Linked DNA regions of Homo sapiens: region 2 is linked to region 1. Evidence: chromatin loops called from intact Hi-C (ENCODE). Cell type or tissue: PC-3. All regions are shown on one strand. Each heading gives the region's core, and the rest is flanking DNA. Links, peaks and the distances in the headings are about the cores only.

Evidence for each region. Hi-C counts contacts between places; a loop is a spot of excess contacts. Peaks named below come from ENCODE experiments on the same cell type or tissue, not always from the same donor. Only the 100,000 strongest peaks of a DNase experiment are listed, where the experiment ranks them.
Region 2: it touches region 1 in a loop (7-fold over the local background); 2 of 110 quality-filtered maps call a loop at or near these places.

The regions. Positions count from the first base shown.
Region 1 is chr6:53,301,304-53,304,227 of GRCh38, reverse strand. All of the region lies in intron 1 of ELOVL5 (ELOVL fatty acid elongase 5), which reads left to right. Among named protein-coding and RNA genes, the nearest start is that of MIR5685, 26 kb to the right of the region's middle. RefSeq lists an enhancer at 2,846-2,895. In PC-3, for the core only: no CTCF peak of the experiment used is centred there; a DNase peak (open chromatin) is centred at 1,347; H3K4me3 peaks cover 1,458 bases; H3K27ac peaks cover 2,500 bases.
Region 2 is chr6:53,397,959-53,400,882 of GRCh38, reverse strand. No RefSeq gene overlaps it. Among named protein-coding and RNA genes, the nearest start is that of GCLC-AS1, 32 kb to the left of the region's middle. In PC-3, for the core only: no CTCF peak of the experiment used is centred there; no DNase peak of the experiment used is centred there; H3K4me3 peaks cover 729 bases; H3K27ac peaks cover 1,741 bases.

The DNA.
Region 1 (2,924 bases), core at 284-2,783:
ATTGTGGAGTCAGGTGTGCCATTTTCTTTTCTTTTTATTTTGTAATAACAGGTGTATCTCCTCATTTATAGTATCACCAATAGATAATTATTATACTCATAGGACAGATTGGAGTACTTGCCGTTAAAGAGTTTGGACTCTAAGGAGTTGCAGAGTTTGTTCCCATAATACCTGAACACAGAAGTATCTAGCTCATGTAAAAGTTGAAGTTGCTGTATACTAAATGAGTTGTCTAGACAGCAACAAGAGGGGCAGTGGAGTGGAAGTAGGCTTTGTAACACCTAATCTGGGCCTTGGAGAAAGGGTTGGAAATGAAGGCAAGAGGACAGGGAGGAAGGACCACAGATAACAGCCACTGGTGTGACTCTCCACTTGTTAGAAGGATGTTAGAAGGTGTTAGAAGGATGTCCTTCTCCAGCGATGGTTAAAAAGTGCTTTTTAATTAACTAGTAGCAGCCAAGGAGCAGGAAGTGGAGGCTTCTGTGTTGACCCTAAACGTATTTTTGTACAACAATTTGATTGTTGCAACATTTAAAAATTTCCCCTCCAATTATCCATTATACCGGAATGAGGTTGTTCTGCCTTCTTCAGCCGTGGAGCTAACCTGTGGCAGTGCTTTGTAGAATCTATCAGTGCCCCAGTTTTGCAGTTACTCATCTAAAACCCCAAATAGAGCTGTGTTTTTTGCCTTCGTGTATGATATATGGCAGGAAAAATGACTTTATCAGAGAATTACAAGAGTTTGTTACTTCCTTAGAATGGAGGTTAGAAAGTATAGGAATTCTGCAGGGGGAAGAAAGAGAATAAGCATAGATTCAGAGTGTTAGGATGACAGTACACAATCAGATGTACCACTGTTGGTGCGGTAGATATTTTTGAGCCAAGATTTAATCCAGAGTTATCATTTATTTAAATGCCAACACTTTAACATGAATTCTGTCGTCAAGTTACTTTCATTTCTAAAGCTTGTTAGTACTTGGATCTTCTTTCCTTTATGGTCTTCACGACATTTTGAATTTTAACATTCCTCAGCAAGGTGTGGTTTTATTTGGGAACTGATTTTCCCAACCTAGAAAAATCTTTTTAAATTCTAGAATCAGGGTTGTGACTACCAAATTAAAGCACCATTTAATTTTTCATTCTGTGTAACTGGCAGCCAACTTGAAGAATGTTCCCATGCCTGCCTAACGTTAACGAGTTGACTGATAAAAGTGATGGATGGGAATGAGAGAAGAGAAAATGCAAGGAAATCTCAGTCTGATTCCTTGCAGCACATGGGTTTGTAAACTCAGCTGACTCATTTTTAGGTGAACAATAACCGTTAAAAAAAAAGTAAAGCAGGATATGATGAAGTTAAGCTAGACAATAGCTAAACGTTTTTAAATCAAAAGGAATGTGACTTGACTGATACCACAGGAAAGGGAGCTTTCAAAGCAAGCTGACTGCTGCCTTAGAAGCCAGACAAACCAAGACTTGGCCCTAAAAATATCTTTACTGTTTTAGAGTCAGCAAACAGCCTGGTTGTGGGTTTAGGAAATAAACTTTTCTTTAATATAATTCTTATACCAACTCTTTACTATAATGTATATTTTTAAAAATCTTGATACCTTTTAAAACAGATTTGCCTTAAGATCCCAGTACTTTTCCTTTGCTGGGCAGCTTTGTCACTCTCTCCTACCCCAGGTAGAAATGGCCAAGATGCTTAATATTTGCACTCTCCTTGAGACGTACTTCATCTTGAGAATTGTGACTGTGCCTTCTCCTCATTAACCCCAACCACCTCCTTCCGTTGTTGCCACCTACCCCCATCCCCTCATGTTCTGTTGTCCTTGGGAGCCAAGTGGAAAGGAGGTGGAGGGGGACTGATTTGCTGTAAAGCTTATTGTAGTGTCTTTTTTCAAACATGCTTCTAGCAACTAGTTTGATTATTAGTTCAAAGTGAGCACTGATGTTGACTTAACCTCCCACACGTGATTCACCTGGGCATATACTTGCCCCTGGAGGGAGTTGAACAGTGGACAGATGGATTTTCCACATGAGCAGGACTCTCTTTAGGGCTTTGGGTTTTGTTCTTTGTTCTGCTCGTGTTAGTATTTCCAGGTTTTTGTATTCCAGGCTATGGTAGTTCCAGTCTTTCTCTCGAATTCAGGCCCAAGGATCCTAAAATTCTACAACACTTAGTATAGTACATGGGGAGGGAACTAGCCAGGAGCGCAGAACTGATCCATGGTGGTGGGGGTGAGTCAGACGAAGGTGTGCTGAACTCCCTCACACTCTCTTGCTCCTTTCAGCTGTATCTTTAAATATAGGGTAGTTTATAAAGAGAATGGTCAGCTCCAGTCAGTTTTTTGTAGTGAGATACTTAAAATGAGACACAATTATAATATAGTTGCATGGTTACCAAAAACACTCCAGAATCTTATAATGGGAAGCGGCTTTTTAAATTAGGAGTGTCTTTTGGAAAATGTGCGTTAAAAAGGAATTCTTTAAAATTGGTTCTAATTTACCTGCCCGTAATCCATTTTTACTGTCATTATTTTCTGTGTGTGGCTCTTGAACTAGTGAATAGCTTTGGAAGACTGTTTTCATTGGGACTTTTTTTCACTGGGCCCTGTTACTACTCCCTGTTGTAACCTGTAATTCTGGGAAGCCCCCTAGGTTGAGTGCAGGTCAGAGACTCCTGGTTAAAGAGGATGGGAATCGATGCTTTGGCTTGGTGTCAGCGTGGTCTTTTTCCTGGGAAGTGCTGGCCACTCCCAGCCCTGTCCATTTTCCTGTCAGTGTGTGGGGAACCAGCCAGATCAAAGAATAGCTTATTCTTTTGCTGCATGTAGGACTAAAGCTCCTTTTCCATGGAGCCTAGTGCCTGGGCTTGGTCCCTGCTAGTACAATTGTACAGAGCAGCTGTGTTCCCACTTGACCCA
Region 2 (2,924 bases), core at 180-2,679, 97 kb before region 1:
GTGGGCAAAGGATATGAACAGACACTCTCAAAAGAAGACATTCATACAGCCAAAAAACACATGAAAAAAAGCTCATCATCACTGGCCATCAGAGAAATGCAAATCAAAACCACAATGAGATACCATCTCACTCCAGTTAGAATGGTGATCATTAAAAAGTCAGGAAACAACAGGTGCTGGAGGGGATGTGGAGAAATAGGAACACTTTTACACTGTTGGTGGGACTGTAAACTAGTTCAACCATTGTGGATGTCACTGTGGCGATTCCTCAAGGATCTAGAACTAGAAATACCATTTCACCCAGCGATCCCATTACTGGGTATATACCCAAAGGATTATAAATCATGGTGCTGTAAAGACACATGCACACATATGTTTATTGCAGCACTATTCACAATAGCAAAGACTTGGAACCAAGCCAAATGTCCAACAATGATAGACTGGATTAAGAAAATGTGGCACATATACACCATGGAATACTATGCAGCCATAAAAAACGATGAGTCCATGTCCTTTGTAGGGACATGGATGAAGCTGGGAACCATCATTCTCAGCAAACTATCGCAAGGACAAAAAACCAAACACCGCATGTTCTCAGTCGTAGGTGGGAATTGAACAATGAGAACACATGGACACAGGAAGGGGAACATCACACACCGGGGACTGTTGTGGGGTGGGGGGAAGGGGGAGGGATAGCATTAGGAGATATACCTAATGCTAAATGACGAGTTAATGGGTGCAGCACACCAACATGGCACATGTATACATATGTAACAAACCTGCACGTTATGCACATGTACCCTAAAACTTAAAGTATAATAAAAAAAGAAAAGAAAAGAAAAAGCAGGAACTGGGAGATTGAGCCCACAAAACACTCTCATCCCCTAAAAGAAGTTCAGTGCTCATCAGCTGCTTCATTCTGTACTTCCACAATCTTTTCCCCATCTGTTTTCCCAACAGCTTAATATAGACATCTTTAAATATTTCCAAGGAGGGTGAATTGTTGCTTTGAAGTCTATCAAGACTTCATGCTTTTTTGTAGATATTGATAAACTGAGTCTAAAAGTTATATAGAAATGCAAAGGACCTAGAATAGCCAAAACAAAATCAAGTTAAAGGAATTGCACTACCTGACTTTAAGACTTACCACAAAGCTACAGTTAGTATATTATTGGCAAAGGGATAAACAGTACATCCAATAGGACAGAATAGAGCCTAGATGTAGAGCTACACGTATGCCGGAGTCGAATGATTTTTAAAAAGATATTAAGACACTCAATGGAGAAAGGAAAATCTTTTCAATATATGGTACTGAAATAAGTATCAAAATTAGGGCCCTGGTGGCGGTCGGGGGGAGAACTTTACCTCTATATTAAGCCACATGCAAAAATTAATTCTGGATGTATCATAAACGTAAATATAAGAGCTAAAACTATAAAGCTTCTAGAAGATAATATTTTAAAAATCTTCACAACCTTGTGTAGGCAATGGTTTCTTTAGAGAGAATGCAAGTATTAACCATAAAGGGAAATAATAAATTGTGACTTCATCAAAATTTAAAACTTTTATTCATCAAAAGACACTATTAAGATTAATAGACAAGTCAAAGTTCAGGAGAAAGTATTTACAACATATAAATCTGACAAAGGACTTTTGACTGGAATATATAAAGAACCCCTATAATGCAGCAATAAAAAGACAGCTCAGCTTTTAAATGAGCAAATATTTGAAAGGGCACTTCACAAAAGAAGATACATGAAAACCAGTGAGCACATGGAAAAGTGCTTAAGAGTATTAGTCACTGGGGAAAGGTAAATTAAAACTGCAGTAAGATGTCATTGCAAACTCACTAGAACGGTTAAAACATAAAAGATTAAAAACACCAATGTTCAGGAGGATGTGGAGCAAACAGAAATTTTGCCATTACTGGTGGAAATGTAAACTGTTTGGCACATTCTTAAAGAGTTAAAGGTATATCTGTCCTATGACCCAACAATTCTAATCCTAGTTTCCGAAGAAATGAAAACATTCATTCATTTCAAAAGAAATGAAAACATTCATTCATTTCAAAAGAAATGAAAACATTTGTCCAAATAAGCTCTGCATGAGAACGCTCATAGCAGTCTTACTCATCAGAGCCAAAGACTGGAAACAGCCCAGGTGTCCATGAATAGAATAAACTGTGGTATTTTCATACAATGCAATACTATTCAATAATGAAAAGAGACAAACTACTGATACATGTAAAAATCTGAATGAATCTCCGAAATTTTATACTGAGTGAAAAAAGTCAGATACAAAACAGTAATACTGTGTGATTTCAGATATATGAAGTTCTATAGCAGAAAAAAAACATCATGATGAAATCAGAATAGTGGTGGCTTCCAGAAGTGACAGGGATTGACTGGGAAGGGCGTGAGAGAACTTCTTAGTTGATGAAATACATCCGTATCTTGAGAGGGGTGTGAGCTGTATGGACATGTGCATTTGTTAACACTGGTTTAACTACACACCTAAGATCTCTTTATTTCACTGTCTTTAAATTATATCTTAATTTTTTAAAAAACACTCATTTCCTACAAACCACAATATCACACATTATCTACTTCTTTTATCCTTATGTTTTCATTAAAAAGTACATTAAGCCTTGAAGTTTATCCCATACTTATCTACCTCCTCTTTTGGCCTTTTGGACCATGGAAAGAGTTAACGATGAACATCGTATGAGAAAAGAGGGTCACTATGTCACTAGTCATAAATAACAGCCAACCAGAATACCAAGTAAATAAGTCAAATGACCAATTTCAAATAGAGGCAGAAAATCAAAAGGGAACCTACTACATTTACAAAGTGCAAATAATAAAGGCTAATGGACTATTATATAACTATTTTTAAATGATAAAGCTAAATATTTGGAAGAAACA